2 separate regions of the Mus musculus genome follow, and region 1 is linked to region 2. Evidence: chromatin contacts called from ENCODE Hi-C or POLR2A ChIA-PET data. All regions are on one chromosome and are shown on one strand. Each heading gives the region's core, a stretch centred on a gene start or an enhancer-like site at or near the end of the contact. The rest is flanking DNA. Distances are from core to core; before and after follow the strand shown.

The links. A loop is a pair of places that touch in the nucleus more often than their neighbours do. ChIA-PET counts read pairs that join two places held with the same protein, here RNA polymerase II (POLR2A).
Region 1: a map of left cerebral cortex shows a loop between it and region 2 (5-fold over the local background). The contact joins the promoter of Lyrm9 here to the enhancer-like site in region 2. A Hi-C loop is called at or near these places in 6 of 37 maps with a recorded cell type or tissue (adrenal gland, heart and left cerebral cortex). POLR2A ChIA-PET finds 5 or more read pairs at or near these places in 2 of 5 experiments (both embryonic stem cell).

Annotation. Positions count from the first base shown.
Region 1 is chr11:78,821,768-78,827,886 of GRCm38, reverse strand. Lyrm9 (LYR motif containing 9) reads right to left here and starts at 1,292. Exons shown (of 4, transcript NM_001076681.2): 1 at 1,251-1,292. It also overlaps the pseudogene Gm23219.
Region 2 is chr11:78,789,449-78,795,369 of GRCm38, reverse strand. No RefSeq gene overlaps it. Among named protein-coding and RNA genes, the nearest start is that of Lyrm9, 34 kb to the left of the region's middle. Within about 2 kb of position 3,619, at least 1 of the 3 ENCODE cell types and tissues checked has a DNase peak (open chromatin) inside an H3K27ac peak, as active enhancers do; it is left cerebral cortex, where a contact is called at or near this core.

The sequences.
Region 1 (6,119 bases), core at 43-2,542, 35 kb before region 2:
AAGTTGAAAATAGGAATGGTTAGCTCCCTGCCCCCGCCCACCCTAGGGCTCCATCTGGCATATTTATGTTCTTCCAGCAATCCTGCCTCCCCTCGTCCCTCTCCCACACAGCCAAGGTCAGGCCAGCCTCCCTACATTCCCACCGGCACACCCTTCAGAACCAGTTTTTGGTCCATCCCTGTGGGAGGTGGGGATGCTGGAAATGAATCCTGGGGCTTGACGATGCCTGGCAACCTTTTTACCACGGAGCTGTTCCTAGCTCCTAGTTAGCAGCTAAGCTAATCAGTCTCTTTCTTCCTGGCCAAATCCCACGTGCCACCCAAGGATATACACTTTATCCTTCCCTTTCTTTGGCCCACCCCCACCCCCACCCCCACCTTATACCCAGAAGACAGGTATGTAAGAGTAAGGACTTCAAATGAGTCCCAAGGGCCATCACTGGGCACATGGGGAGATAAAATCTGATCCAGGCAAACATTGGAAAATTATTCTGTAATAAAGCGAATGAAGCACTTACATATGCTACCACGTGCGTGCTTTGAATGAGGCATAAAAGACGCAGGAAACCAATAACCGGGGCTGCATATGATTGATTCCATTTCTGTGAAATGTTCAGAACTAACAAAATCTATGGAAATCAGCTAAGTGGTTGCCTAGCGCAAAGAGAAAGGACGAGACTGGAGAGGGGTTTTGCCAGCAAATGTAGATGGTTTTCTTTCAAGGTAAATGTTCTAAAATCAACAGTGGCCATAGATGCACATCTGCGCACATTCTAAATGTTATTAAACGTGTGCACTTTAGCACTGGCCGGGAATCACAGTACTACTGGGAAGTTGGGGCAGGGGGATTACGAGTTCAAGGCCAGATAGGGTTACATATTGCAAAGACCAAAATTATTCCAGATACTCCTGGTAACAGGGTGTTCCTGCAGACCGAGTGAGAGTAGCACGTCTCCTCTTTGAAAACCATAGAACGGAGGCTGCTCCAGCCGAGTGCAGATGCCAGCAGCACATGGCAGAGACCTGGCTCCCCGTGTCCTCCGACACCGCATCCCGGCCTCCCACGCTCCTCCGCGGCGCGGCAACTATGGCTGCGACAGGTGTCGCTGGCACTAGGGGAAAGCCTGGAGAGCCCGCAGATCGCCCCCAGGGCTTCCACATATCCCGGCCCTGCAGGCAGCCTCGGTAATCCCCAGCCCGCCCCTGCCGCCCCCCGAGTCCCCGCCCAAGGGCCCGCGCAGCGCGGCTCACCCGCCTTCCCGGCGGACGCCAACTGGAGACACCGCGAGCGACACGATTGCGCCTGCGCGGCAGAAGCAAGCGCAGCCCCGCCCCCGCCTGGTACCCTAGCGCCCTCTGCCGGCCATCCGCGGGACTCGGGGTCCTACTGGGTGCGGGCTTCCTGATCCGACCCCGCCCAGTTGGCTGGAACCACGGCCCGCTTTTCCTTGTCTCCCTTACAACCTTGGATACAAACTCTGATGGCAAGCTCTTCTTCATATTCCCACGAATGGAGAATATTAGGGGTGCTCAAGATCTGTGAAACGTCTTCTTGAAGGACGTGTCCTTCCTGTTGTTATGTTGATGACAGGAATTATGTTTGGAAGGGAGTCTTCATTTCGAGTCACTTGATCAAATTACAGTCCCACAACACCTGTCAGAAGAATACATATGACAGTAATAGGCACGCTTCCTTTCAACTCTGCTATAATTATAATCGAGGGAGAGAATGAAGAATCTTAACTTGCAGCTACTGCCGGGATCATTTTTTGAAAATGAAATAATGCTGTTTCATTAAACGGGTTCTCCCCACTCGCGCATGTTTAAAGTCAGAATGCTTCTCTGAATTGATTTAAACACAAGTTTTATATCCTGAAAGAAATAAAGACAGGTCTTTTTCATGAGACAAACGCCCTGTTCAATGAGGCTTCTAGCTTCTCTGGGCCGCTGTCTGAAAGGCAGCAAGGGCGCCGGTGGATAACATTGCTTCTCTTCATCTTTCCTCTTCGGGGCTTTAAAAAAAATCTACCTATAATGAAAAGCCCGATTTCCTTACACACGCTCCTCATGTAGCTGCTTTAACAAGACAATTGCTTATAATGCCTTTTTTCTTCATTTTTTAAAAGTAAACATCGCTGTTTAGCAGCACTCGGAAGTCTATTTTTCTTCCTCTTAGGAAGCAGGGGCTATTTCTTAACAGAACTACTTCCTTTCTCTGATTCATCTTCAACTCTCTAGAATGCCACCGTCTCCCTCCCGCACCCCCCCCACACACAAAGCACCCCCTTCCTCCTCTTCAGCTAACACTCTACCCCGTCTTCAAATCTGTGTGGGAGGATTCTTCCCCTGGAATACCCAGATAATTTCCTTCATTTATTTTCAAACTGTAGACTTGGACCAACTGTATCTGAAAGATCCGAATGCACCCTCATAAATCAGCCTTTTTATTTACCCATGCATAATCACGGCATGTCATTAGTGCAGATCCAATCAATAAATCATTACGCTTTTAGAGCCCTTACTAGGAGCAACCTGCTGGGACACCAATCCACTCTCTCGTACAACATTAAGATCCTTTCATATTTTTAAGAAATTTCAATCTGTTCTCTCAGTCCCCCTCTTTTGTTCCTAGATCTCCGTGTTCCTGCTTCAGAAGCCTCATTCTAATACCTAGGTCATAAAATATTCAAGAAGCAAGCTGTTAGCTCTACCTCCGAAAGGCTCCACCTTCCTGCCTCTTGTGTTACTTCTGTCTTTACAGAGACACAACATTTATCTTTCTCGAAAACTCTTTGTCGACAGCTAGGCAGCACAAAAGAGAAAGAACAGAAAAGAAATTTTTTTATTTTTTAGCTTGAGGGAGAGATGTGGATAGCAGCTCCCTTTCTTTTACCGAGTCACAGTGAGAACTTGGATTTAAGAATAATCCAAGCCAGGCAAGGAGGTGCACACCTTTAATCCAAACACTCCAGAGGCAGAGGCAGGTGGAGCTCTGTGAGTTCGAGGCCAGGCTGCTCTACAAATCGAGTTCCAGGACACCCAGGGCTGTTACACAGAGAAACAGGGCTGTTTTGTCTTGTAAAAGCAAAAAAAAAAAAAAAAAAAAAAACACAAATAAAACAAAACAAAACAAAAGAAAGAAGAAAGGAAGGAAGAAAATAAAAAACAAAAAAAGAATAAGGAAATAGTGATTCTTTTTAACTTGACAGAAACTTTAAATTTCTTTTCATTTCAGTAGTAAAACTAAAGAATTCTTACCAGTCCAAGCATTCACTGAAATAGCACCAAGTCTGTAACCTAATGGAAACCCACCCATTCTCATCTTGTCATTTTCTTCCACACTGAGATTGGCAGCTGGGCGCCCTGGTGTCAGGCTGCATGATATTTACAGGTCAGTGGAATTTCTTTTTTTTATTAAATATGGAACACTTCACGAATTTGCGTGTCATCCTTGCACAGGGGCTGTGATAATCTTAGTATATGTGCTGCTGAAGCGAGCACAGGTCAGTGGAATTTTAAAGACCTTTTGCTTAAGAAATTTATCACTCAAGGGTTGGCCGTGCAGGAGATCCCTCCTCCCTGGGGAATTTATCGGCTCCCCCTCAGAACCAAATGGCCATGTTCTGAACTCGTGTCATGAAGCCTGACCTGTAATGACGTGTAGTGGCAGCTTTGGAACTGCTCTGTAGAGAAAGAGGCAAGACATTCTGATGCTTTTCAGTTTACCTCAACCTCCAGATTTTAAAAATTACATGTATTTGCTTATTGTTATGTGTATGTGCTGTGGTGTGTGTGTGTGTGCGTGTGTGTGTGTGTAGGTCCAGGAAAATGAACTCAGGCTGGCAGGCTTGACCGGGAGTGCCTGTTCCACCCACTGAGCCAGCTCCCTAGCCCCATTTCCACATTTCAAAGAGAAACGATGCATTTGCATGCTTTGATTATTTCGGGTTATTGTCTCAAATGTTGACCATGTAAATAATTCAAATTAATTCATAAATATACAATGGCTGTAATGAGTATGATAAAATACTTTGAAGAATATACTTAGGCCCTTGGACCTGCCCTGGCTCTCAGGCCTCCCCGGCTCCCATTTCTCTGGGCATACAGGATGCGTTCTACCTTGATGTTCCCTCCTATTCAAAATATGCAAAGTTGCTATTTACCAGTTTGCAATTTGCATGACTCAAATTCTGCCAGAACACAGGGAGAGGGGCACAAAGTGACAGGTGGATGTGCCAAAAGAGATCACCAAGGCAAAAATGGGGGGAAAAAAATCCCGCATACAGATCTTTGCCACCCTGGGGTGTTGCAAAACATAGCCCTTGCTGACTACTAGAGAGGGTTGTTAGTAAGACAGTGAAAATATCGGGTGTAAAAGGTTATGTGAGATCTCAGGCATCTAGTGTCTTTTCTTCTGTAATTGCTGGGTGGGAGAAGGGGATGAACAGGGACTCGAGGTTTTTATAAAAAGGAGTATGAGGGGAAAGGCAAACCAGGAGTAGTCACAGCACGCGAGCTACAGGATCGAGTCTGGTGTTCCAGGACTTTGGTCTTGTGTTGCTTTCTGCAGCACAGTGACGCTAACCCACCGGGCCGGCACACATCATTCTACCCTTCTGATGTGTTCTGTAGTTATTTATTGACAGTGGCTGCATGTGAAGCCACACAGGAAATCAGTACGTACCACCTCTAGGCTTTGGTCTCTGCTTTTCCGTCTGTTTTTTTTGTTTGTTTGTTTGTTTTTAGGATACATCTCGTGACTTAAGACTGTAAATAACATTTATACCAATAGCCACAATTTTTATGTAAATTACCTTTGGAATGGATTTTTTTTTTCCCCATGAAAAAGAGTTAAGTGTAGCCAGGCATGGTGATTCATGAGTGTAATGCCAGAGCTAGGGGGCGCTAGAACAGAATCCTGCGTTTGAGACAAGCCTGAACTCCACAGCATGAACCATGAACCTATAACAACTACTGAAGAAGAGGAGGAAGAGGAAGGGCAGAGGAGGAAAAAGAGAAAGAGGAGGAGGAGGAAGAGGTGGGAGAAGAGGAGGGGGGACATGGGGGAGAGAAAGAGAGGAAAGCAAACGCTTGCCGCAGGCACATTCGGACCCATCTTACAAAGGAGTTGGTGCGCCTATGAATGTGTTTCTTTTCTTTCTTTCTTTTTAATTTTTTTTTGTCTTTTGATCCTGTTTAATGCAAGCTCTACTTTACCAGGTTCAAACTGTCTGTTTCTACTGGTGGCATATGCAGAATCTTTATTTATTTTTTTATTTATTTGTTTATGTATTATATGTAAGTACACTGTAGCTGTCTTCAGACACACCAGAAGAGGGAGTCAGATCTTATTACAGATGGTTGTGAGCCACCATGTGGTTGCTGGGATTTGAACTCAGGACCTTTGGAAGAGCAGTCAGGTGCTCTTACCCACTGAGCCATCTCTCCAGCCCATATGCAGAATCTTAAGATGGTCACAGATTCTCAGCACTCAGTAGGCAAAGGCAGTCAGATGTCTGAGTTTGAGGGCAGCAGAGCCCTTGGTCTACAGGGTTCCAGGATAGTCAGAGCTATATAGAGAAACTCTATCTCAAAAAACTAAAATGATGATGATGATGATGATGAAGACGACGAAAATGGCCACAGATAAGAATTCAATGCAAAAGCTTAGAGCGATAGCTCAGCAGCTGTTCTTCCAAAGGACCGAGTTTCAATTCCTAGCACCCACATAGCAACTCGAAACTGTCTGTAACTCCACTTCTAGGGGAACGGACACCTTCACGCAGACGTACATGCAGGCAAACACCAATGCACATAAAAAATAAAATAAAGGAATCATTAAAGAGGGAAACAAAAGAATCCAATGCCACCGAAATGGAGGAGATAATTATTAACTAGAATTAGTTGGAGAAAACGGAGAAGAGTGGCAGGAAGGAGGAGGGATGAGAAGAAACTAGAGGAGAGGAGGAGGGACTTAACCTTATGGATACTGTCACGAAGAGAAAGGGCTGGACAAGTGAAGCTGCCCAGGGAAAAGGGAGCAGTGGACACCAGTGAGGGAAACCATTCTTTGGTATAGACAGGAAACAATGTTCTGGTCAATCAGGTGTGTGGTTAATA
Region 2 (5,921 bases), core at 2,370-4,869:
CCAGCGTGGTCTACATCGTGAGTTTTAGGCCAGCCAGGACTACACAGAGAGATCCTGTCTTGAAAACAAACAAACAAACATGGAGGAAGTGGTAGAGCGTTAGACAAGATTGAGGCTGCAAACCAACTGCCTTAAAAACAGGTGTCTCAGCAAGACAAAAATGTACTTCTTTGAGGAACAACGCGTAGCTCAAAAAGCTGGAGAGCAGGCAGAAGTGGCTACAATGGCCTTCATCTTTTATCCCTAAAGGGAAGGGGAAGGTTGTCTGTTCCTCATTGGCTGAGTGATTTCTGCCTGAAGCAGGTGTGAATTGAGTCTCCCACCACTGCGGACCTGCTAATGACTGCTGACTGCAGCCGTCAGTGAGGGGCTGTGCTGAGGAAAGAGAAAGAGCCCTTTACATGCAAAACCCCTTGGCTTCTTTGGTTTGTTTTGTTTGAGGCAGGGTCTCAGGTAGCCCTGGCTGGCCTCTATTTCCCTGTGTAGTGGAGGATGAACACTTGATCCTCCTGCCTCCACCTCTTAAGTGTTAGGGTTATAGGCACAGACCTGGTGTTGCTTAGTTCCCAAAGGCTGAGTTCCAAGCTAGCACAGAGCCCAGTGCCTGGCTTTAATAATGTCCCAAAGGAAGGCCAGCAGCTGAGCCCCAGCTCTGAGAGCTCAGATGAATCAGGGGTGCTACTGTTTGCATGTGCAATGTACTCCGTAGGGTCATGTGTTTGAACACTTGAAGCCAAGATGGTGGCATTGTCTTGAGACCTGGGAAACCTTTAGGCAGGGAACCAGAAAACAAGTTCTGGCAGGCCATGAACACCCTCTCACCAGCCATGCTGGGAGGACCCCACACGTGTCTGAGGTGTGAAGACCTCCTGCTGAGCACCATGGGGCCTAAGAATACGCGTCACACTCGGCACCCCTCACTGGATAAGAGTGTGGGCTCCCTCACCCTTCACAGATCTTACATTACTTTCAACAAGTCTGCAGCGTAAAGAAGCCTTCTGCTGTTTCACACAGATGCTGGACCAGGGCCTCATGCTTGTCAGAGACAAGATACAGGGTGATCAGGAGATGGCTGGGTGTGGAAGTGCCTGCTGAATAAGCATGGAGGCCTGAGTTTGAATTCCCAGACCCATGTGAAACCCAGGTGAGCAGTGAAAGCCTGTAATTCTACTGTGGGGACAGGAGACTCCTTGGAGCTTGATGGCACTGGGTTTGCTAAAGGGGTGAGCTCCAGTTTCAGTGGAGAGAGATAAAGGAAGGCAGCCGGCATCAACCTCTGGCCTCCACATTCATACACATGTGCACTCACTCACCCCCACACAGGTATACATACAGAAATATGCACACACCTACATCATATATGCTTGTGTGTGAGTGGGTGTGGGCATGCATACACTCACGTGTAAAGACAGAAGCCCACCTTCAGAGAGTTGCTTTAACAAGACCAACCTCTGTCAGCATGCACTGTGTCTACCATGGCTCAAGTTTGTTTCTGATGTGTGTGTAGACGTATATCCAGTAGGAATCTTTCATTTCATAAGTCAGTGATAGAAACTCAAAGCGGACAAATCAAAAAGGGATTTTCATAAACTTGTATATTCAACAAATATTTATTGAGACCCTACTGTGTGTCAGGCTACTGGCAAGTTTAGAATTACTGTTAGTTTCAGGCAAAGCTTGATCCAGCAACTCATAGTTTCACTAAGGACTTGCTGTATTTCTGTCTGCCTGTTTTGCGTCCCAGTGATTCCTTTTGAAACTCTGTACAGTGCTCTCACTTGGTCTGCCCAGCAGGCATCTTTTTACAGCCTCACTGGTCCATTGAAGAGGGAGTTTCTCTCTCAGGAACTCCTTCGGGAAGACTAAAGTCACATTTTGTGGCCACTTGCCTGTCTGCAGCCAATCATGGTGGCTGACAGTGAGCAGGTATTCCAATTGGTCTAAACCAATAAAGACCAGTTGCAGAAGCTAAGCGTGGAAGGCGAACCACCCCAGCCACCTACAGAAGTGAATTCTTTAAAGAAGAACAGGATGCCGGGCAGGCGCGGGAGGGGTGTGTGTGTGTGTGAGCAACTGTGAACAAGCAAGGAACAAAGTTAGCATCCTGTTATTTCAGCTACCATGCGGGAGCCTCCACTGTTCGGGAGCCTCTGCCACGCGGGAACCTCCAAAGTGACCATAGGTGGAACCAGCCTGGCCACGTCTGAATTCTGCACATACCAAGATTTGATAAGCTGTGTGACTTTATAAACTCGTTTAACCTCTCTGTGCTATGGTGCTCTTGTTTGTTGGTACGGCAAGTGTTGCCATCAAGCCAGGCACAAGCTTTCAGTCCAGGTGTTCCATCTTTCAGGGTTGGTCCTCTCTTGAGTCTGTTGTTTTATGGGTATTTTTCCTGGGTATTTTTCCAGGAAGCTGGTGCCCAATTCCTCCAAAGCCGGAGGGATCGTAAGAGCAGTATTCTTTCCTGTAAATGCTCAGCCGAGGGTCGTGGGGTCAGTGAGTGGATTCATTAACTGCAGGTGCCACCGTGGTCTGTGCTGATTTAGGACGGCACTATCCAAGCCGGTGACTTTTCACGCTTCTCCAACTGTATAAAAATGAACCGTCACTGGCGATCTATACATAGAAAGTTCCCGTTTCCGTGCTTGTGCAAAGAGGGTGGGCGTGCTGGGACATTTGCATAAAGCTGGTGGATGCGGAAGGCTGTGGGCTCTGGAGGGGGGGGGGAGCTTGTTTGCTTGTGGTTTGAGGGGCTACTGTGTCCTCCCAGTAGAGCTAGGAAAGACAAGAAAATAAGAATAAGTGAGATAAACTGGGAAAGAGCCACAGATTTTCCAAATGGAGGAGGAGGAGGAGGCAGTCACTCCAAAATAGCAACGCTCAGTCTGTAAGAATGGGCAGGTTTTAAGAGAGATGAAACAGGACAGGATACCTGGCCTTCAGGTGGGCTTCCAGGACCAGAGACTGGCATGTGGGAGCCACCTTTCCTATCTGCCCCCTCAATGCCCTTTCCCTGTATTGTTAGATATAAGGAGGCGACTAATGGGCTGTGCTCTAAGTACAGGGATATTTAGACATGCAAATGAGTACAGCTTGTTAATGAGCAGAGGGTGATTAGGCGGCAGGGAGCTGCCAGCCCAAGCCGAACAATAGGTGAAAGGACCAGGTGTCTAAAAGGGAACCTCCACCTTCCCCTCCAGCCCCTGCCGCTCAGCATCTCCAACTGGCAGGGCATCTCCAACCGCCAGAGAAAAGGAAGATTCAGGAAAGATCTGGTTGGGTCTCCTCAGGGACCTCCCCCAGAGTCTTTTTGAACTACTCTGGGGGCCCCAGAGGGTTGTGAGGCAGGTGAAGGTTCCCAGGAACCTTTCTGGGCAGTGATTGGAAATCTTGGGAACAGGGAATCCAGGGAAAGGATCTGTGAGAGGGAACAGCGTCTGCATTTGTGGGGACAGAGACTCTGTGTTACTGGAAAAGGCACAGACTTCAGACTTTATGGACCTGAATTTATTGAGCCAGATCCATCGGATGTGTTGTATCCATGAAAGCTGGCTAGCTGAAGGGGTGCCAACTGCAGAGCCAGCCTTCCCCTCGATAAATTATGGAACTTGGCCCGTGGCATATTACTTTCTCAGCCACTGGAGGCTTGCCAAGCATGGGAGGTCATTGCAACAGACTCACAACCAGTCTAAACCAGACTGGTGATGTACTTTCTGAATTGTTCTGAGGCAGTCCAGAGCAAGGCCTGGAGTTTTTGTTATTTTCTCCTTCTTCCCTCCCCCATCAGCTTCCTGTTCTTTGTGATATCTAGGGTTTTTTGTTTGTTGTTGTTGCTGTTGGGTTTTGTTTGTTTGTTTGTTTTGGGTTTTTTTTTTGTTTTTGCATAACTTTGGGGATAGGGAAGTAGTTCAGTTGGTGGAATGTCTGTCAAGTGTGAACCAGGCTCTAGGGTCCATCTTCAACATAGCATAAACTGGGGGGGGGGGGGGGGGGGGGCGGTTACGGCCTGTTATATAGATAAGGAGAGTCGTGGCAGGTTGGTTTCGAAGGAGCTGATGTATAATTACCTTCAGGAATGAACTTTATTTAGGAGACAGAGCCCTGAGGCCATGATCAAGCTTTGAGCTGGGATAGCCTTAGAAACAGACAGGGCCTTGTACCCGAGACAGCATGCCTGGAGTCTTGAAGGGAGTGAGGGACCAACCTTTCAAACCTGAAGAGAAGCATCTTTAAGAGGGATAACTAAAAGTAACAACAAGAAAGATACAGAGCCGCCATGATCTGGATGGACCACCATGATTCGGATAGTCAGGGGAGGCCCAGAGGAGATCTCTGAGAAATCTCACAAAGGAATATATCTGACTTTTATATCTTTTCAGGGGGTGAAAGCAAGTTACACACAGATTTAGTCCCAGGCTGATGTGGCAAAGAGTATGCAGGAGAAAGGTATTGGCTCAGGCTATAAATTAGAGGCTTTGGGGCCTCAGCGCAATGATTTAACTGTTTCAGAGAGAAAGAGATAGAGACAGGGAAAGATGGAGACGGGGAGGCGGGGGTGAGGTGGGGTGGGGCAGCCGGTTTCTTTGGGCTGTGAGATCTGGCCTCTTAGAGAGGCAAATCTATGATCTCAGCACATGCCCATGATTCCAGCCTTCAGAAGGCAAAGGCATAAGGAATAAACAAAGCTCCAAGTTAGCGCTGGTGAGATGGCTCAGTGAGTAAGAGCGCTTAGTACTGTTTCAGAGGACCTGGGTTCAGTTCCCAACATCCACAGTCGGCAGCTTGCAACTGTCAGTAACTGGTTTCATGGGACCTTATGCACTGCATGCATGAAGGCACACACACACACACACACACACACACACACACACACACACTCAGGCACGCACATATACAAAGATTTAAAACAAAAAAACAAAACAAAACTTAAGCCAGGCAGTGGTGGCACACGCCTTTAATCCCAGCACTTGGGAGGCAGAGGCAGGTGGATTTCTGAGTTCGAGGCCAGCCTGGTCTACAGAGTGAGTTCCAGGACAGCCAGGGCTACACAGCAGAGAAGCCCTGTCTTGAAAAACAAAACAAAACAAAACAAAAAAACAAAACAAAACAAAAAAACCCAACCCAAAACAAACAAACAAACAAAAACTTTAAGGCAACCCTTGGCTACATAGTTTGAGGCCAGCCTGAGCTACGTAAGACCTTGTCATACATACAACAACAATGACAAAAATTCCACACCTCTCCCCCCAAAAAGTGAGCCATCTCTTTTGCTTGCACATATACAGACACCCATGAAAGGCTTAAAAGCCTCAAAGCAGCTTAAATCTGTGTCGGGTCCCCTCAAATCCTCCATCTCTGCCAAGTGGCTTGATCACTCCAGACTCCCGCCATGGACCTAACCTTCTATTAAGGTCATCAGACTCTGCACCATGTCACTCAGCCTCACTGAGCCCTGCCCATAAATATGGATGGCATGCTAACAAGACTTGGTGCTAATTCAACAGCAGTGGAGTGCGGGTGTGTGAGCGGATCACACACACACAGAACGGTATTGAAAAGCAGGAGTAATAATTAGAGTTTAATAAATGGTAATTTGCTCCTTGCCACCTCATGTGTCGGGAGCTGGGGAGCATAATAAAGGGTCCCTTCAGGAAGGTAGAAGGCAGAACATTTGCTGCGATGGCTTCATTTTCATTCTCAGGACTGAAATTAATTCTCGTCTACCTACGGATCCTCTCCTTTCTGAAAATAACTCCCACAGAATGTAGAAGACACAATTTGATAAGAATTATTTATCACTGGGACCAAATTTTAACTGAAGTTACAGAATGAAGAAGCCCTAGCTCCAGAGAGACAAAGTGTGGTGAAGAATGCAAATGACTATCTGGATCTTTCAAGGGAGGAATCTGGATCTTTCT